Linked DNA regions of Homo sapiens: all the other regions are linked to region 2. Evidence: chromatin loops called from intact Hi-C (ENCODE). Cell type or tissue: IMR-90. All regions are shown on one strand. Each heading gives the region's core, and the rest is flanking DNA. Links, peaks and the distances in the headings are about the cores only. Region 1 overlaps LOC105377448 (a long non-coding RNA gene). Region 2 holds the start of SLC7A11-AS1 (SLC7A11 antisense RNA 1). Region 3 holds the start of PCDH18 (protocadherin 18).

Region 1 (6,933 bases), core at 2,778-5,277, 830 kb after region 2:
TAAAAGTATTTTCTCTTCCTTTGGAAAGAGAAATATTATGAAATAAAATCATTTTTGCTACCATGAGGAGAGTGAGAGAAAAATAAAACTTTTTAAATTAAAGAAACCCCTAGCTAGCATCCTGATGATTTTGTGTACCTTTGGATCAACCTCACATGAAGCCCAGTTTACCGATAAACAATGCGGTGACATGAGCCAGTAATATTCGTTTATCGCTCAAGAGAATTTCTGTGACTCGATATGGGCCAGGCACAATGGCTCATGCCTATAATCCCAGCACTTTGGATTTTTTTTAGGTTGGTTTTTTTTTGGCGGGGGAGGGGTGTTGGTATTTTTAGTAGAGATGGGGTTTCACCATGTTGCCCAGGCTGGTTTCAAATTCCTGAGCTCAGGCAATCCACCCACCTCGGCCTCCCAAAGTGCCAGGATTACAGTGAGCCACATCGCCCAGCCAATCCCAGCACTTTGGGAGGCAGAGGCAGGTGGATCGCTTGAACTTAGAAGTTCAAGACCAGCCTGGGCAATAGAGGGAAACTCTATCTCTACCAAAAAAATACAAAAAAAAAAAAAAATTAGCCAGATGTGGTGGTGCACTCCTGTAGTCCCAATTACTTGGTAGGCCAAAATTGGAGGATTGCTTGAGCCTGGGAAGTGGAGGCTTTAGTAAGCCAAGATCACACTATTGCACTCCAGCCTGGGTGACAGAGCAAGACCCTGTTTCAAAAATAAAAATAAAAAAGAATTGATCTGTTGATATGGAAGTTTTCATGAGGTTGTCAGTGTTTGAACTGGACCTGCAGACATACAGGAATTGAATGATACTGTGAGCTGGTGAGAATATTCCAGGAAAGATGTAATCTCAGCAAAGGCAGGAACACCCTGCAGTGCTTTCCCTGCATTTTGTGGGATCTGCCTTCTGCCTGCCCTGCAGCAGCTGCATTCTTTATCTACCAAATAATCATTGTCTGATTTATAACCAGGCCCAGTCCTAAAGCTTGTTACCATTAACTATGTAAGTTCAATTTCATTGCAATTTGTTTTCTCTTTTTATCTAACTTTTGACTTTATCCTAAACAGAAGGCATGTCCTCTTCCAGATAGTCAGACAAATTTGCCTTTAAGACCTAAGCTGATATTAAGTAGGAAAGTTCATTCAGCTCACTTTGGAAGTAGTTTGGTTTTTGACAGGACAATAGGACAGAGATGGAAAAAAAAGGGGGATATGGTTTTTAGTGTTATCTATTGCTGTGTAACTATATCACTACAAACTTAGTAGCTTTAAAAAGAAAACATTTATTATCCCATAGTTTTTGTGGGTCAGGAGTCTGGGCATAGCTTAGCTGGTCTTCTGTTTAGGGTCTCACAAGGATACAATCGAGGGCCGGCTAAGGCTTCGCTCTCATCTGAGACTCAACTGAAGAAGGATCTGCTCTCAACTCTGATTGTTGGCAAATGCAGCTCTTTGTGGTTGTAGGACTGTGGGGGCTTTAGTATTTTGCTGAATATTGGCCAGAAGTAGCCCTCGGCTGCCACTGGCCATCTGCAGTTCCTTGCTGCAGGGGGTTCCCCAACATGGCCTCTTGCTTCTTCAAAGCTAGCAAGGGAGAAAAAGAGGCTCCCACAAGATGGGCGCTCTGGGTGACCCCATCCCTACAGCTCCAGGCAGCCACCATCCGGCCTGTTGAAACCAAGGTAATGGGTTCCCCACCCATAATTTGAAACCAAAGAGGCAGGCTTGATGATCTCCAAATCACCTTTAGTGTTATTATTCCCTCATCTAGAAGAAGAGCATGGTTTTGCAGCCAAATTGCTGTATGGTTCACTCCTGTAGGACCTAAGAAGTCCAGCAGCCTTTCTTCATTTCATCCTGTCTCCATCCCTTCAAACTGGCAGTGTTTTTGCTAGGCTGGCTAAATAGGTTGTGGTTCACCCCCACACTAGCCTCCATATCAAATGGCTAGTCAACCATATCCTTAGTGTTCTCTCCTGAGCACACTTCCTCATTTTTTGCGATATGGACAGGCTAAGGATTTCCCAAATTTTTAGGTTTTTGTTCCTTTTTGCTTAACAATTCTTTCTTCAACTCATTTCTCTCTTCTCATATTTTACTATAAGCACTTTAGAGGAATCAAGCCACTTTTTAATGCTTTGCTTAGAAGTCAATTAAATATCTAATTTCATCGCTTACAAGCTCTACCTTCCACAAAACACCGTAACACAAACACAATCCATCCAATTTCTTTATCACTTTATAGCCAGGACTGCCTTTCTTCCAGTTTCCACTAACATATTCCTCATTTCTATCTGAGACCTCACCAGAATGGCCTTAACCGTCCATAGTTCTACCAACATCCTGTTCATGATTATTCACGTATTCTCTAAGAAGATGGAAGCTTTCTCTAACAGCTCTCCTCTTTTCTTTCTAAGCTCTCACCAGAATTACTTTTAACAATTGAGATTCACAGCAATGTCAGCTTTTTCTAGCATAGACCTCATCAGGGGTGTCCAATCTTTTGGCTTTCCTGGGCCACATTGGAAGAAGAATTATCTTAGGCCACACATAAAATAAACTAACACTAACCATAGCTAATGAGCTAAAAAATAAAAATAAAAATAAATAAAAAATTTAAAAAGGCAAAAAAATCTCATATTGTTTTAAGAAAGTTTACACATTTGGGTTGGGCCACATTCAAAGCCATCCTGGGCCTCATGTGGCCCATGGGCTGTGGGTTGGACAAGCTTGGTCTACCTATTACCCAGTTTCAGAGCCACTTCCACATTTTTACATATTTGTTACAGCAGCATCCCCATTTCCCGGTACCAATTTCTTCGTTAGTCTGCTCAGGCTGCCATAACAAAATTCCACAGACTGGGTGGCTTTCACAACAGAAATCTTATTTTCTCACAGATCTGGAGGCTGGAAGTCCATGATCAACGTGCCAGAGGTTGGGTTTCTCCTGAGGCCTCTCTTCTTGGCTTGCAGATGGTCGCCATCTTGCTGTGTGCTCACTCAGAAAACTCTGCACCCACCTCCCTAGTATCTATTCTTCTTCTTATCAGAATACTAGTAGTATTGAAATAGGGCTCCCCCTTATGACTTCATTTAGACTTAATTACCTCCTAAAAGACCCTGTCTACAAAAACGGTTACTAGGGCTTCAGCCTATGAATTTTGAAGGGATGCAATTCAGTCTGTAACAATGACCCACCTTCACCAGATACAACATTTACATGACCACGAGCACAACGAACTCTTCTGCTGTGCCTGCTTCTTTCAACATATTCGTGCTCACCATCAGGACTGGTAGAAACTAGAGTTTGTTTACAGCCATATGGGAGACCGTGGGTTTTTTCCTGAGTGCGATCATGGGGCATGCATTTGTGTGTGTCTGTGTGTGGTACTCAGCTCCAAGGCCTTGTAACAGAGATGATGTATCCCCATCGAAGAAAAATGACAGTCAGAATAAGAAGACGAAGCCAGTTTGTCACTTAATGCAAAGGCTGATTGTGCGGCAACAACAGCCTCACACTGGGATTGATTACAAACAAGATGACACTTCCCTGTGGGCTGCCTCGCGTGTTATTATAAATAAATACCATTCGTTTTAGAATCTGCATTACTGCAGAGGATAGATTATACCTCAGCGCCCTAGGTATACAGTAAATATCCCAGGGAGTACAATGGCCCTTCTCAACCCACAATAGGAGCCTCGCCTCATGTGACACAGTATCATAAATAAAATCAGGCCGTAGCACAGAGCCATGAGAACAGAAGTGAAGACAGAGTTTGACTGATGTTAGGGATTCATCTCCATGAAGGGCATGCTTTAAAGTGTGGTGGGATTTTGTTCCAAGCGGCCCAGGGGCCCTCAGTAGCTGTAAGGCATTTTTGATTTATCCCTGGCAGTGAAGCCCAAGAGAACCGCTCGATACCTAAGAGTATTTCCTGAAAATCAGAGTTCGGTTTTCAAGATGAAAATAAATCTGTTAAATTTTTTTGAATATCTCCTTGCCTTTGTCCCGACTGTTCCAAATCTGTCATCCTACGATCTTCAAATAAATAAATTATTTTAACCAAGAAATATAGAGCGACTGTTTTCTATTTATTTCTTTATGCCTTGCTTCAGTGCAGGGTTGAATTTGATCTGCCTGTGAGAAATATATATTTTTCATTTCCGGGGCTATCCACTCGTTTTCTATCTTCCTCTCTCCGTCTTCTCGACGTCTTCCTATCTCTGCTATCTTTCCTTCATAAGCACGGATAGGCGCTGGGAAGGCTCAGCCAATCCCCTTTTCAGGTGTGACACGAGTGCCCTCTGCCGTCCAGAATGGCGAACAACTCAGCATCCAGGCAGGTTCAGACCAGACGAGGAGATGGGGAAAAAACCTACAGCCGTTCTCCCATCTCTGGGCAAACACTGGACGTATTGTTAAAATGAATAATTTATTAAACCACAATTGTTTATTGACTGCTCTTTCACTATCTGCTTTCCAGTTATTAAACACATTCGCGGGGTGCTTGGGTGTCAGCCCTTAGCCGACTTGAAGCTTCTTTCTGAGGCAATGATGTTCCCAGCCCCCTTGCTTCTCTCCACACGAGACATTTTCGATCTCTTTTGTCAGGTCAGGGTCAAACTACAGTTGTTCTGAGATGACTTTATCAATTCTCAGTTGATAGACTCTAAATGAAAAAATGCCTACCGCCGCCCCGTCGCTACTTAAGAAGGAGGGTTATTTGTGTAATGTTCTGTCAGTCCAGCAGGATCTGTGACAGACGCAAAGAGTCAAGTGAAATAAGGGAAAAGAAGTTTTTATGCCTCTTATTAGTCTCTCTTCCTTACATCAAGGAACTGATGACATCCATCCTAGGATGTCCTTCCAAACTGAAAGAGGCACGGGAAGAACCGTCCCTCACTCCTTTCGGAGTAAGCAAGACCCGCTTTAAGTATTCGTGCTAATTCTCCACCCTTCACCCTGAGGGGATTCAATGTCCACAGCAGAGCAGGTGGGAGGGGGCCCTTGCCAGGAAGAAAATTCTCTCACTCCAGATTTGAAGGAAGCATCAGTCTGTACCCAGAGTGCCCCCTGCTTTTAAAGGGCAAACATTTCCACCATCCAGAATTGCAAGAAAATGTGCAGTAACCCAAAAATAAATCAATAAGGCCCAAGGCAAAGGAAGAAACAGAGATTCCCAAAATTGAAAGTGAGATTTTATTCTAAAACCCAAAATTTTTAAAAATATTTGATTGATACTGATACTAGACATAAGCACAAGAAAGCTTTCACCATTCCCTCTCTCTCTCTCTATCTCCTAAAATAAGACAATCATTTCATTTCCAAATAACTCATTAGGGATTTGTGTTTAAATGCAGAGACCTATTGCCAGATGTTGCCAAAATAAAAAAGAAAAACCCTAACAGTAAATAAAATCAGAAATGTCATCAAATTATTCCTTTCCCCAAACTATATATGACTTTCAAGGAAAACTCACACTTTGATATTCTCTGTCACAATATTAATATTCACAGGCTTAGCATCCAGAAGACACAGGCGAGACACAGGCTAGGGGGTGGGGAGGAACCCTGCCAGCAAGGTTTGCCCAAACTCAAGCATTGAGAAAGCGTGTCTGTAAGATACAGTACATATTGATGACAACTGGCACTAAATTTGAAGTGAATCTGATTTTCTGACCTGAGTGACAGCTATGGTTTTGCCAGGCATGTGACTGAACATGGCACAACCTCACTAAGCTTTGGTTTCCATGTTTGTAAAATTAAACTGATGCTTCTTCCTTCATGAAATTAAATATGAGTTCTTCTGTGTCATGTACACAAAGTACTTAGCACAGTTAGAGGTAGAGTAAACATGCAATACATGTATGGGACCCTTAGCTTTCTATTTTCATTCCCTTCTTTCCATCCTAAGCACCATACTTCAAAACAGGGTCAGGCCAGGTGTGGTGGTTCATGCTTGTAATCCCAGCACTTTGGAAGGCCAAGGTGAGTGGATTGCTTGAGCCCAGGAGTTCAAGAACAGCCTGGGAAACATGGTGAAACCCCATCTCTATAAAAAAAAAAAAAATACAAAAATTAGCCAGGTGTGGTGGCTCACACCTATAGTCCCAGCTACTTGGGGAACTGAGGCAGGAGGATGGGTTGAACCCGGGGAAGTTGAGGCTGCAGTGAGCCAAGATTGAGCCACTACACTCCAGCCTGGGTAACAGAGTGAGTCCTTGTCTCAAAAAAAAAAAAAAAAAAAGGAAAGGGTCACCCCATTTTTATGCTTCCTAAATTCCATCTGCCTTTATTCAACAAATATTTATTGAACTCTTCTATGTTCTAGCTACTCAAATATGAAAAAGAGTCCTCACCCTCTAGGAAGAGGACATATATATAACACATTAACAATCTATATAATCAAACTAATTATTTGTTATTGGCACTAAAATAGCTGGTGTTATACGTGGCTGTGTGGCACACATGAAGTTTACTTTAGTGGAAGGTGTTCGGGGTAGGAAAGAACCACAATTATTTTTCTTTTCATACAAAGTCATGTAATTAATCATTTCATTTAGAATAATGGTACATTAAAAGTTTAAATTGATAAGTCTAGGTATTTTGAATGTTGCCATAATTTTACAGGTGATAAAAGAGGCTCAAAATGTTCATGATTTGGTCAGGCATGGTGGCTCACACCTGTAATCTCAGTGCTTTGGGAGGCTGAGGTGGGTGGATCACCTGAGGTCAGGAGTTCGAGACCAGCCTGGCCAACATGGCAAAACCCTGTCTATAGTAAAAATACAAAAATTAGCTGGGCATCGTGGCGCGTGCCTGTAATCCCAGCTACTAGGGGGGCTGAGGCAGGAGGATTGCTTGAATCTGAGAGGCATAGGTTGCTGTGAGCCGAGATCGTGCCACTGCACTCCAGCCTGGGCA
Region 2 (6,933 bases), core at 1,623-4,122:
TAATAACTACACTTCGATAGTGTGTCCGGAACTGGTGGGTTCTTGGTCTCACCGGCTTCAAGAATGAAGCTGCGGACCCTCACAGTGAGTGTTAAAAGTTCCTAAGGGCGGTGTGTCCTGAGTTTGTTCCTTCTGATGTTCGGATGTGTTCGGAGTTTCTTCCTTCTGGTGGGTTCATGGGCTCGCTGGCTCAGGAGTGAAGCTGCAGACCTTTGCGGTGAGTGTCACAGCTCTTAAGGCACACTCTCGACTTGTTCGTTACTCCCCGGTGGGTTCGTGGTCTGGCTGGCTTCAGGAGTGAAGCTGCAGACCTTCACGGTGAGTATTACAGCTCATAAAGGCAGTGTAGACCCAAAGAGTGAGCAGTAGCAAGATTTATTGCAAAGAGCGAAAGAACAAAGTTTCCACAGTGTGGAAGGGGACCCTGTACAGTTGCCATTGCTGGCTGGGGCAGCCTGCTTTTATTCATCCTGCTGATTGGTCCATTTTGCAGAGAGCCAATTGGTCTGTTTTACAGAGAGCTGATTGGTCCGTTTTGACAGGGTGCTGATTGGTGCATTTATAATCCCTGAGCTAGACACAAAGGTTATCCACGTCCCCACTAGATTAGCTAGATACAGAGTGTCCACTGGTGTATTTACAAACCCTGAGCTAGACACAGAGTGCTGATTGGTGCATTTACAAACCTTGAGCTAGATACAGAGTGCCGAGTGGTGCATTCACAATCCCTTAGCTAGACATAAAAGTTCTCCAAGTCCCCACCAGATTCAGGAGCCCAGCTGGCTTCACCCAGTGGATCTCGCACCGGCCGCAGGTGGAGCTGCCTGCCAGTCCCGCGCCGTTTGCCCCCACTCCTCAGTCCTTGGGTGGTCGTTAGGACCGGGCGCCGGGAGCAGGGGGCGGCGCTCGTTGGGGAGGCTCAGGCCGCGCAGGAACCCACGGCGGGGGAGCGGGGAGAGGAGAGCAGGGAGGAGACTCAGGCATGGTGGGCTGCAGGTCCCGAGCCCTGCCCTGCAGGGAGGCAGCTAAGGCCCTGCGAGAAATAGAGCACAGCAGCTGCTGGCCCAGTTGCTAAGCCCCTCACTGCCCGGTGCTTGCGGGCTGGCCGGCCGGCTGCTCCGAGTGCGAGGCCCGCCGAGCCCACGCCCACCTAGAACTCGTGCTGGCCTGCAAGCGCCGGGCGCAGCCCCGCAAGCACCGCGCGCAGCCCGGCAAGCAACGCGCGCAGCCCCGGTTCCCGCCCGCGCGGAGCCCACGCCCACCCGGAACTCATTCTGTCTGGCAAGCGCCGCGCGCATCCTCGGTTCCCGCCGCGCCGTTGCCGCCGCTCCTCTCCCTCCTCACCTCCCCGCAAGCTGAGGGAGCCGGCTCTGGCCTTGGCCAGCCCAGAAAGGGGCTCCCACAGTGCAGCGGTGAGCTGAAGGGTTCCTCAAGCGCGGCCAGAGTGGGCGCCAAGGCCGAGGAGGCGCCCAGAGCCAGCGAGGGCTGCCAGCAAGCTGTCACCTCTCAATAGGAACTGGTACCAACCTACTTACGAAGAAGTATTTGTTTTAACCTGAACCTGGGGTAAGATTTACTCAAAGATTATTTCAGAGTCTAACCCACTCTTAAAACCATGTTTATACATTTACTAGAAATATAAGTCAGTGTCAATGGCATTACAGGGATCGATGGAAAGCAAGTACCTCAATACCTGTTCGACAATTAGGTCATGCAGAAAATCACTAGATGTACGATTCAGTAATTTTTACTTTTATTGGTAGAATTTGGAGAGAAGGAGAAGAAATATGACAAAGAGTAGCAGACATTTAAAGAAAAGGTAAAAGTCAACATTTGCAACCGGGTACTAAAGACTCATTCCTGTTAAAGGAGAGCAGATGTAACTGCTCAACTGCTTCACAATGCCTTTGGTGATAGCTCTTGCTGGGACATGTGGATGAATGCAGTTTTCTCTCTTCACAATTGCGTTGTTGCTTTAGCCAGAACGCTGTGGCATTTTACCAGCCTTTCCCTTCTTGGTCACATTTTTTACAAATATAAAGAAGAAAGAAAATGAACACATTGCAAGTAATTTCTTCTTCATTTTGGTGTGCTATTGAACAACACCGGTGTGCCCCTGTGGTCCTGGCTGCCTGCTTGCTGCTAACTTCCCCGGGCCTCTAAGGCTTGGGCATAGGGAGGCAGAAGATTGTTTGCGGTTTTTCGCTTTTTGCTTTTTCATTGGCGTGACAGTGCCCAGCAGTCTAGTCTATTCTTTCCTTTTTCATTTTTTCACTGGTGTGAAGGAGCACAGTCACTTAGCGAAAGAACGACCTGCGGCTAAAGGGAGCGAAGAAGAAAGGAGCAGGCCAGCCTGGCCTTTCTCTGTGGCCTGAAACTGCCTAAAGTTAATTGCTCACATAAGAAGAATAACTCGTGGTGCTGTAATTGAATTTTTATGGAAATAAACAGGTGGCAGATTTACTATAGCTGGGGGATAGTAGGGGGCGAAATGCTGTAGCCACATTAACCTGTTTAATTTAATAGCTTCGGTACTCATAGGGGGGAAAGAAAAAAGCAGTGTTGCTCTTTGAGTCAGTTGGATGCCAAATGTAAATAACTACAGTTACCCTAGCATGCCCAAGTGGTTGAGCAAAAAAGGGCTTTGTGCCAGCTTCAACTTGGTTTTCATGTTTATTAATTAAGCTCCTGGAAGTTTCAAAAACAGAAGTTTTAACTCACAAAGAACTGGGAAAAAAAGGAAGAGGAAAGAATTTGGCAAAGGGAAAATAGACCGATAGACAGACAGACGGACGGACGGACGCACGCACGCACGCTCGCTCTTCTTCCATTAATGGCACAGCACCAGTCTGTGATAGATATTAGGAGCACTCTATACTGGACACAGGAAGGAAAAACTAAAGGCTAGCTTTGCACGATGCTGCCCCCCAGTGGTAAGATTTTGGAAATGCATTTTTATATTAAGTAGAAGAATCAGTAACTGGTGAGATATGCAGAGAACACCATTAGCTTCTTGACGTAGCTGACGTTTACTTTTAAGCCAAATACCAGGAATAAAAGTTTGTGTTGAAATTTTTGTCTATTTGACTGCAGGGAAAAACAACATGAACTGTTCGTCTATCTATATCGTCATTATTTTTTACCTCATGGATTGAAACAAATTTTAAAGGAAAAAAGAATGTTAAGAAAGAGCAGCACTTACTATCAGGGAGGCACCTCACGAGCATTGTAAACACTCAGGTGAGTAAAACACGTGCATCCTCTGCCAGCTTTCCCAGGCTTGAGTGGTGGGCAGATTCCTAGATGAAGAATTTAAGATAAAATAGAGTTTGCTAAGTATTAAAAAGCACACAAAGAAAAATTAGTGTGAGCGTGAAGTAGAGTATCCAAAATTCATTTTATCAATAAGAAACACTTTACACACTATTTGAATTACCTCATCAAATACCTAATACCCAAGATTATCAGAACCAGAGAAATCCAGCCAAACATTGCAATGGAGCTAAAGAGTAAAAACAAACCCAAGACTAAGCTGGCAAGAAGTCAGAGAGCCTGAAGGGTGCTCTTTCCTCTTACCAGTTTTGTTTTTGGTCCCATAAACCTTTAGTAAGTCCTTGCTGAGTGCATCACACTTTACTGACTGCACTTTAGGGTGTCAACTGAAGAGTGATTAACTTCATAAATCTGAAAGGAGAGCTTAAAGGTTCTTCTCATGAAGGGTTGGAGCCTGCCGGCGACCATTCTGACAGACTGAGAAGTGTAGCCTCTGGCTAGAAGCTGGAAACAGGCATGTAGAGGGTAGGATAGGAAAAATAAGATGGATTTATGGCTAACAGGGTGGCTAAGTATACATATTCAGCAGGTCATAGAAGGAGATATAAATATTCACAAAGGGGAGGCACAGCATGTGTAACATGCATCCCATGTTCACTCTGGGATGAAGACTTAACATTTAAATGTGTTACAATTAGACCTTATACATCAAAAGGTGAACCAGAGGACACAAAGAACCTCTATGTGGCAGCCTACAAAGACGGGCCCCAGGAGCACTTCATGGTCAATGGTCTCTTATCAGGAAGGAATGCTGGTCAGTTGCTGTGTCGAAACTGTGAAAAGGGCCAGGTGCAGTGGCTTACGCCTGTAATCCCAGCACTTTGGGAGGCCGAGGCAGGTGGATCACCTGAGGTCAGGAGTTTGAGACCAGCCTGACCAACATGGCAAAACCCCGTCTCTACTAAAAATAAAAAATTAGCCAGGTGTGGTAGCAGCCACCTGTAATACCAGCTACTCGGGAGGCTGAGGCAGAAGAATCACTTGAACCTGGGAGGTGGAGGTTGCAGTGAGCCGAGATCGTGTCATTGCTCTCCAGCCTGGTCAACAAGAGTGAAACTCCATCTCAAAAAATGAAAATAAAAAATAAATTAAAAAAAAAAACTGAAAGGGAGGGGCAGCATCAGGCAGTTGGTTCCTATAGGTGGCAGAAGGAATCTTTCAAAAGGGCTGGTTACTGTTAAACACCTAGGGAAGAGAACCTAGTGGCGGTTAGCAAGGGAGGAGGTATACGAGGCACATCTGACCTCCCATCGTGTCATGGCTGTGAACTCCATTTTTAAGGTTTCTCTGAGGTCCCGTTGGGCAAGAAGGGGTCTATTCAGTTGGTTTAGGGACTTAGGATTTTATTTTTGTTTCTCAAAGGGCACTTTTACCCCATGTGCTGATGTCTGTCCGTGCACAGCCTCGGGCTCTTCTCTCCTCCGTCTGCATTTTTCCACATAATGGACCTCATTTCCCATCTATGGACCAATGACTTCCATATTTATTTCATCACCAAACCAGTTCCTATTATTTATCCTCATGTCTAATTTCTCACTCAACATCTTCATATGAATGTGTGTCAGGCCCCTCAAATATTATAGGTCTAAGATCATTGGCCCCAATCTTATTCTCATTCAGTATATACACGATGAATATATATACATATTTATGTATATCCTGCTATGCAAACCAGAAATATAAGAACACTGTTTTACATTTTCTACTGTCTCACACCCAGTGTTCAATCCATCACCAACAGTCAATCATGAGTCCTATTAATATTAATTCCTAAATGTCTCATAACTCTATCTACCTATTTCTATATCCATACAACAAACTCTCACTGCAACAATTCAATAACATACCTTGCCGCTCTCTGTTCATACCCATACTGCACCCAGAGTATTCCTTTACGTGTCTAATCATGATATTATGTCATCCCTGTTTAAAGCCACACACTTGATTTCTCATCGCTATTCAGATCAGAGAAAATCCTGCAAGTTCAGGTCCCTGTCTACTTTTCAGGCTCCTCTTGGTCACTCTGAACCTCACATTCCTCACTCCAGGTGTACTGTCTTCCATTCGCTTCTCAAGCACACTTTTCTCTCCTGCTATGGAATCACTGCACGGACTCCTTTGTCTGTGCTCTTTGACACCTACCTCTGCCTTAGAGCTCATCTGAAATATCACTTGCTGAAGTAAGACTTTTCCTACCTTTCCCATTTTCTCCTCCAAAACTCCTTGCATACACAGACACACAGATACACACACACCCCAGGACAACAGAGGGTTCCCCTGTAACACAAGCTTATAGAATTATCTTGAGCAGTGACTGTCCAGTTTGTACCATTAAATTATCAGTGCTACAAAAGCAAAGACCATGTCAAGATTTGCTCATCATTGTACCCCTGACACCTAGCACAAAGCATGAATCTTGGTTGCTACTGAATAAATATTTGTTAAATGACCATCCAGGGGTACAATTTATCGCTCAGTATCGCTACATCTTCTAAGCACGGGACAAAATAGAGACACAAAAAGAATCATCAACCCAACATCTTTCAGGCTTTTAATGATATTTTTAATTTCCGTAATTCATCTATGAATGCAATACTTCTTTGGATTTTAGTGCTTTAGTAGGTAAGGGCAATACCAGAAGCTTGGCATTTTCTATCACAATGGCCCTACTCCATGGTGCAGAGACCCATTTGGGGATTCTGCCAATTGCTTAAGAGACCTATTCCAGTCATATCCTCAGAAAAATTACCACAAGACTGGACTACCTAGAGGCCAACTGAGATCAAAACTCAATTTATAACCTGAAGTACAATTTGTCATTCTGATAAGTAGAGACAGTGTTATTCTCAGTCTCCAGGAATCAGGATAGCTCTGAGTTGGTGTTTAACAATATCCCAAAGCTCTGGTTATTTCTGTTTTCCAGGGCATGTTTACTGTATGTATTTTTACTATATGGAATTTTATAGCTCCTTTGCATTCTATTCACATTCCGTTGCATTTTATTCACATATAAATAATACCTGGCATGAAATGTCTGTGTAGCCAGATTCTAGGAAGTATTTTATCAGCATGACCTAAAATGCAAGCAGTCTATTTTTGTCACAAAGTTAAAACAGTAACATTTGGTACCTGAAAATGTTTATGTGAATGTTGACCCCTAAAAGCACATTACCCTTAGAATGTAATATCACTATTCATGCTGTTTGCTAGATCATTGGTGTAAAACAGCAGTAGCTCTTTGGAATTTTTTTCTCCAAAAGGACAGCATTTTCTAGCCATTCTGAATAAACCCCCGAACAAAGAATAGGCAAACCAGATTAAAAGCTATTTATCTGCAATATCTGCAATAGCCAAAGATCCTTTGCTGAAGGCTGGGAAGATTTATTGCACAAACAAGTGATATTATTGCTGAGTCCATCTTCAAAGAATTCTTGATTATGGCGTTAACTCAGGTCTGAGAATTGGGAGAGAATGAGCAACTTCCCATAATGATGACCCAGGTCAGACCTATACTTCCCAGGTGTGGGGTGTTTTCCGTAACACAAATCAAGAGGGACTAATGTACTATCGTCTATTTCAGTCAAGAGACCCAGTGACTGG
Region 3 (6,933 bases), core at 1,814-4,313, 560 kb before region 2:
TCTTGTCCTATGAAGCTGTCATGCTTACTCGTTCTCTTCCAACCGCTTAATGAAATTTAAGAAAACAGTGTTAAAATGTTTCAGTTTCTGTTCATTACTAAACAGTGATGAACATACTATAAAACATATTATAAATACTTTAGTGCAAGGGACAAATAAAGAAGAAATATAAGCATGAGAGAAATTTTTCATTTTACTGGTGTCACGGTAGACCTGAAAATAAAGATTTTCTATCACTACCCTCTTACCTGCTGGAATTCTTCCATCTGTGAGAAACAGGTCGCTGAATCCTTCACCCAACAGCCTATCTATTGGAGAATCTCGCCCCAAATCATAATCACTGTCTCCTGCCTCACTGTCACCACGGCCACTGTCTTTCAAGCTAAATTTGTCCATGTCTTGAAGGGCATATCTGGAAAGATAAATCACAAAAAAAAATTACAGTTTTTACTCTTCAGCATTTATGTTGAAACTTAATAGGTAACACAAGAATAATTCATACCTGTAGCTCCTGGAATATTTGTTTCCTCGAAAACTTGGTCTTGGCTGATATTGCCCCTGGTGAAGCATTGAAAGAAGCTGAGAGACCTGCTGGAAACCAAATAGACAGAACTGATTCCCGGAAACAAGCCTCCAAACACTCACAATCTTTAAGCAAGAAAAACAGTTGCTTGCTATTTCAACTAAGTAATTGAATATATTCTCTCTATTTAAAAGATTTGCAAATGCTGGACTGTGGCGGACCACGCAGCCAGCTACCAACTATAACTAAAATATATCTCAGAGAGATTTGGATGACCTAATACAACTGACTTTTACTTTGTGAAAGAAGACTCCCTTTCAAATAACTGATTTATTTTCTTTATAATTCAGACAAAGTGACCACCTGTAAAAATACATGGAAAATACTGTAAAATACAACACTGCAATGCATGTAGTTTAAAAAATGTCAGGAAATCTTCCAAACTTGGACAAACATAGCATGCATTGAAATAGAAGTCTGAAGGCCTCAGTTTTTTTATTTGTTCAGTAAAGACTATAACCTTGAAAATAAAGCAAGTCTCTACTTTTTGGCTTCCCATTATTTTAATCTGGGAAGCAAGGGGACTCTAATTACATAGTCCTTTGTGACCTTCACATTTATTTTTCAATATTACACATATTATATGAAGTTATTTACTTAAGGAAAACTAAAAACAGTATGCTAAAGTGTGCATCTTTGCTACATATTCACAATGTAACTTGTATCCTACTTAATTTGCACAGTATTAGTATTGTTACTTATTAATGAAAACATTTAAGAACTAGTAAACACAATTCCTGAACACTAACACCTAACATTGCAATGAATTGATGCGGTTTATGATCTTACCTCAACAGCAGGAGTGGCGTGGGTGAGTTCTAATGAGAAATTCTCTGGCACGTGGTTTGATGAGATTGTCACCAAACTGTTGAGTGACTGGTGACTGTTGTGACTCTGCCGGCTGCCCATCTGCCCTCTTTCTAAGGTAGGAGATGAAGATGGAGACGATCTGTGATGAGATCTGATGGGCAGAGTGCCATTTATGGTAGGCACCAATGTGATGTCCCCTTTGTGAATCTGCCGGGATGGCCTTTTTGGGTGGTGCTGGTAAGTTGATTCGGCCACCCTGCAGTTATAGGATCTAGTGTCTTTCTTCTCGCGGTTACACCTAGTTGCAAATAGCACCATAATAACCAGCAACACTGCACAAATTGCTCCTAAGGAAATAATTATTATCATGGAGACATCCAAGGATGCCTGGCTTACTGAAGTCATTGCTGTACTTGTCACCGACTCTGCATATTCAAAGATCATGCACTTCAGAAGGACTTTGGTATGTAGCTGAGGATTGCCTTTGTCCTGAATGATAACTGACAGCTCCCATTCTGTGTAGGGAACAGAATCCATGCTAACGTTGGTATGGATGTCACATGATCGTGGATCAATTATGAAGATATTCTCCTCATTACCTGCTACTATGGCGCAGCTGAGTTCAGCATTCACACCAGAGTCTCTGTCAATTGCCCTTATTCTTGTGACATGAAAGCCACTTTCAGCCCCTTTGGGAATGGTGATTTCTGCCGTATTATTACGCAATGCAGGCCCTATAACCACAGGAACGTTGTCATTTTCGTCAATGATGGTGAGCACAACTGTGGTATTGCTTACCAGTTGCTTCGGGCTTCCTCCATCTCTTGCTTCTACCACAAAAGTGATCTGACTCACTTCTTCATGATCAAAGATTCTGAGGGCATAGATGGCTCCATTAGATGGGTCAATGGTTACATATGTAGTTATGGAACTTCCTAGAATAAAACTCTCCAAGATGGTGTATGTCACTTGCCCATTTTCTCCAAGATCAGGATCTGTGGCTGTAACAGTGGTGATATATGCCCCTGGTGAGTTATTTTCTGAAATTACAAATTCATATCGGCTTCTCTGGAAGTGGGGTGGATTGTCATTGATATCATTGATTTGAACTGTAAAATGTTTCACTGTAGAGAGACTGGGTGTCCCCCTGTCCTCAGCGATTACAGTCAAACTATACTCAGATCTCTTTTCTCTATCCAGTGTGGCATTAGTTAAGATTAAATAATTGTTTTCATATGTCTTCTGAAGTTTAAAGTGACCATGTCCATGAAGCTTACAAACTATTTCTCCATTCAGCCCAGAATCCTTGTCCTGAACTCTGACCAAAGCAACAAATGTATCAATAGGATCCCCTTCAAAAATATAAGATATTTCTTCTTTTCCAGGGGACATGAGGTTGATGTTAATTTCAGGTTTATTGTCATTAACATCCACAACCTTAATTATAATTTTGCAATGGGCTGGGATTGAATTTGGACCCAAATCTTGAGCCTGAACATCAATCTCATAGGATTTGGTGATTTCATAATCCACTTGCTTGAAAAGAGTCAAATGTCCTCTTTCAGAATCAATTTTAAAAGTCTCCATAATTTTGGGAGACACATGACTGCTGAAGGAATATACAATTTTCCCATTAGCGCCCTCATCTGGATCCGTGGCATTCAGATCTAAGAGCAAAGTGCCAACCGGGGAGTTTTCTAAGAGTTGTATTATATAAGATTGCTGCTCAAAAGCAGGGCTGTTGTCATTGGAGTCTGAAATGCTTATTTTTAGTATGGATGAGCCAGACCTCTGAGGTACTCCCATGTCTGAGGCAGTGAGCTGAAGCTCGTAGCTTGACTTCAGCTCCCGATCTAACTCTCTGACCACTATGAGTTCTGCATACTTGGCTCCATCAGTCCTGGTCCGAACCTCGATATTAAAAAAATCATTGGCAGAGAGCGAGTATGTGTGGAGGGAATTTTCCCCAACATCTGGATCAAATGCACTGTCCAGGGGAATGCGAGTCCCAACTGCTGCACTCTCAGATATCTCAATAGGTATGAGAGATCTTGAAAACTGGGGAGAATTGTCATTAATATCCAGCACTTCAACTTCAATATGGAAAAGCTGCAGATGCTCTGTGGGTAGAGTGATCACATCAAACTCTATGGAACAGTTCAAGTTTTTCTGGCACAGTTGTTCACGGTCAATTGTAGCCCCTATGCTGATTTCCCCATTATCCTCGTTTACTACAAGTAGAGGAGAATTTCCCCTCTGCATGGCTCGAAATCGAACAGTAGAAGGATTAGGAAGCTTCAATAAAACATCAGCCACATCCTCTGATAGTCTTGCAATTACTGATCCAACCCTCTGTTCCTCATAAATCCTGTATTTCAAATTCTTGCCCAGTACATCGTGGTTGAAAGATACTATCAGAAGTGCAAAAACAAACCTAAAGTGCATTTTAGCATTCATTTGGTGCATTGGTCAGTTTATGAGATTTCCCTCACAGAGCAAGTTAAAACAGCAAAGCAATTGCCTCAACTTCCTTTGGCAACGTAAAGCTACATTTGGTACTTGAAACTTGAAAGCGTCTCTTAATAACACAGCACAGCAATTAACAGCTCGCAAACTTTTGTTTTATACACACCGTGTCACGACTTCCAGATACCTTCGGCATGGAGTCCAGTCCTTGCGTTTGTTTGGTCGTTCGTCCTCTTTCCAGGCAGGAGAGTGTCACCTCCGCGTTTTCTCCCTTGTGTAGTCGGAATCCATCTATTGCAGGGTGCCGGTGGAGTCTGCAGTGTGTCTTTCCTGAGCGATTCTTTCTCCCTTTAGCTGCTCGGCTGCAGACTAAACACCCGTGATTGCTGACTCCAGTCTAAAATCTGTACAACTTCACTTCAACTCAGACAAAGCTCTTGCCCAGCGTGTGTTGAATCGCTTCCAGCCAATCAGCGTGCTTCCAAATCAAAAGCTGATGGAGTCACCCAAGGAGGGAGGGCGAGAGTGGAGGGTGGGAGAGAGAAAGAGACGGAGAAGGAGGAAGGCGGGGGTGGGTGCGCGAGGGAGAGAAGGGGAGATGGGCTGGTGGGGGCTGGGGGAGGAGATGGGAGCCAGTCCTTCCCTGTTCCTTCCTTCTTCCTCCCCACTCCCCCTCCGCCTTTCAATCTACTGCATTCACTTTCTCTGAGCGTGCCATGACAAAGGGGAGACAAATTACAGAAGAAAAACTTTAAATCAACTTCTGGTCGCCTTTATTTATATGGCACGTTAAATTCTTCTTGTTTTCTTAATTGCCCTTTCTTCTGCCACAGACATGTAATCATCTTGCTTTTCATAGTCCTTAAGTGCTAGTTTAACTTAAAATACCTCTAAGTGCGTTTTGTTGGTGGAGGAATTTAATACAATTTGAAAACTTGCTTCTAATTATGCTTCTCAGACCACCTCCTTCCCCACTCCCTCTGTAAATACTTGGGCCTTTCTCCTTCCAGGAGCACAAGCAGATTTTCTTGGGGCTCTGTTTTTAAAGAACGGAGCAAGTAAAGAGGTTTCATTTTCTGTTTTCTTTCATCTTTATTCTTTGAAGATAAAAAAAGGGCTATCTTGCACTCTTCATTTCTCTTAATTAGCAAGACTTAAGGGAACACCTCAGAATTTGGAACTAATTAACAATATAGTTCTACCTTGTATGATTTCTTTCCTTGAGTTTGGGCAAAATTGTTTGTAATATTTCTTTGTCCTGTACTTCAAAAAAATCCTATTTATCTTGGGTAAAAGACACTGCAAGCTTTAGCATGCCAATTTCTACCAAAAGGCACTATCTATACATGGCTAGTCTTTGCAGTGAATACAGGGGGGACATGGACTCAATAGTTTACAAGTCAAATTTTTATAATATATGCATTATTTATGAAAACACTTCAGATATGTATTTTAAAAACCCCAAAGGTTGTTTACACTGACAAATCAAATGCCTGAGCTGAAAATTGCATTTTGTATGCATCAAAATGCTAGGAAATATCATGGGAGGCTTGTGCTCTATCCAGGTCACAGAAACTGATACGGTATTCTTATTTGAAAATATGATTATTTATGATGTTCTTTCTGCTCTGCAATTCCTTTTAAGTTTATCATCGTGGCTCCATTTTTGCTGCTTTTTTTCATACCTTTTTCCTTATTCCTCAGCTGTCTTCATCCGCTTGCATATTTGCTGTTTCACAGAATGTCATTGTCACTTTTTTCCATTTATTTTTTCTCACTGTCTATTTTGCCCCCCAGAAACATATAAAAAAAGTAATTTTCTGATTTTTCCACTTTGCTTACTCTCAGCAGAGCTCAGCTAAAGTCACTAAGAAGGCTCTTTCCAAAAAAGAAAGCAGAGGAGTCTCAGCGTGAATTCTCCTTCTTTTTAGGCATTCAAAAGCATTTTATAAGCCATTGTCTTTTTTTCCCCCTCCTGAAATCAGTGCTGTGTGGCAAATTGTGCAGAATAGAAATGCCTATAATGAATGTATTTAGTACTGGGTCACGCTGATGAACATTCTGCCCCCATGAATAATACTGTTTTACAAGTTTGTAGCCCTTTCAAATTGCTGATCCCCAAACCCTATAGGCAAACTAGGAAAACTACCACAAGCAAGGGGGACTTTAGAAACCCATAGCCATCTGGCCTAGATCTCTAACAATCTGAGCCAATAATTATATCAATTCAGGCTTTAGCGAACCCCTTTGCAAACACCAAAAGAGCAAAGAAAGGAATTAGTGACTATTCAAAGTTGGGGTGAGAATTCAAAGGTAACCTAATTCCATTAGTTCTAGGAAAATTTTCTTTCAGAATTTGATAAGTCTACCCCCCAAAAAACTTCAAGAGCAATCGATTTGATTACCTTGATACGGATTTTTTTTATGCTTAAAAAGTAAAAATAATAAAAAGCTCTTTTATTTCTGACAGTGGGCTTGAACAGAAATAATCATTGTGAAAAAGAGCTTCACTGTAACTTACTGAAATATTAAATAACTTGTAAAATAATATATCCTCCAAAATGATATGTTTCTATGAGTAAGTATTTAAAGAACTTGGCATTCTTTCACCAACAGTGGCTTTTTTCACTTGCAATATCATCCTTACCACATATTATTTCCTTTTCAGCTTCCCAATCTCTTCCTGAGAAGTCACATGTATCTACTCAAAAGTGATGTGCTTTCGATTTATCCTTGTTATGCACTGATCTGTTCTTTATGTTTTTTTCCCCAAAAGTACAGAATTAAAAATAAATCTTTTCTTTGTAATATTGTATCACTAGTTCTAACAATTTAAATTTTCCTCATTTGGTATCCCTGAAAAGATAACATAAAACTATCTCCCAAACTATTTACTATCCATGAAAGGGTTTATATCAGGGGAGAAAAACTGATAAACTTCTATTAGCTGTTATCTAATGATGACCTGGTTGAACTTCATCCTTCTGGAATTTGATGAAGTCATGAAAAAGGGGTAGACCCTCTAAAACAACTTCAGATAACCAGTAAGGGAGAGTTGATTGAATGTTTCTTAA

What was found. A loop is a pair of places that touch in the nucleus more often than their neighbours do. Peaks named below come from ENCODE experiments on the same cell type or tissue, not always from the same donor. Only the 100,000 strongest peaks of a DNase experiment are listed, where the experiment ranks them.
Region 1: it touches region 2 in a loop (2.3-fold over the local background); 3 of 110 quality-filtered maps call a loop at or near these places.
Region 3: a loop joins it to region 2, with 8 times the contacts of the local background. A loop is called at or near these places in 2 of 110 quality-filtered maps.

The regions. Positions count from the first base shown.
Region 1 is chr4:138,914,995-138,921,927 of GRCh38, forward strand. All of the region lies in intron 2 of LOC105377448 (a long non-coding RNA gene), which reads right to left. Among named protein-coding and RNA genes, the nearest start is that of NOCT, 97 kb to the right of the region's middle. RefSeq lists an enhancer at 4,304-4,363. In IMR-90, for the core only: a CTCF peak has its summit at 4,319 (motif pointing left); a DNase peak (open chromatin) is centred at 4,287; H3K27me3 peaks cover 208 bases.
Region 2 is chr4:138,087,741-138,094,673 of GRCh38, forward strand. It overlaps LINC00616 (long intergenic non-protein coding RNA 616), which reads right to left. Exons shown (of 11, transcript NR_037866.1): 7 at 3,203-3,299. It overlaps SLC7A11-AS1 (SLC7A11 antisense RNA 1), which reads left to right and starts at 1,274. Exons shown (of 7, transcript NR_038380.1): 1 at 1,274-1,566; 2 at 3,094-3,240. In IMR-90, for the core only: a CTCF peak has its summit at 2,926 (motif pointing left); a DNase peak (open chromatin) is centred at 2,911; H3K4me3 peaks cover 345 bases; H3K27ac peaks cover 312 bases.
Region 3 is chr4:137,528,230-137,535,162 of GRCh38, forward strand. PCDH18 (protocadherin 18) reads right to left here and starts at 4,265. Exons shown (of 4, transcript NM_019035.5): 1 at 1,373-4,265; 2 at 503-591; 3 at 249-412. The coding sequence starts at 3,859. RefSeq lists an enhancer at 4,174-4,293. In IMR-90, for the core only: a CTCF peak has its summit at 3,033 (motif pointing left); DNase peaks (open chromatin) are centred at 2,192 and 3,092; H3K4me3 peaks cover 2,500 bases; H3K27ac peaks cover 2,207 bases.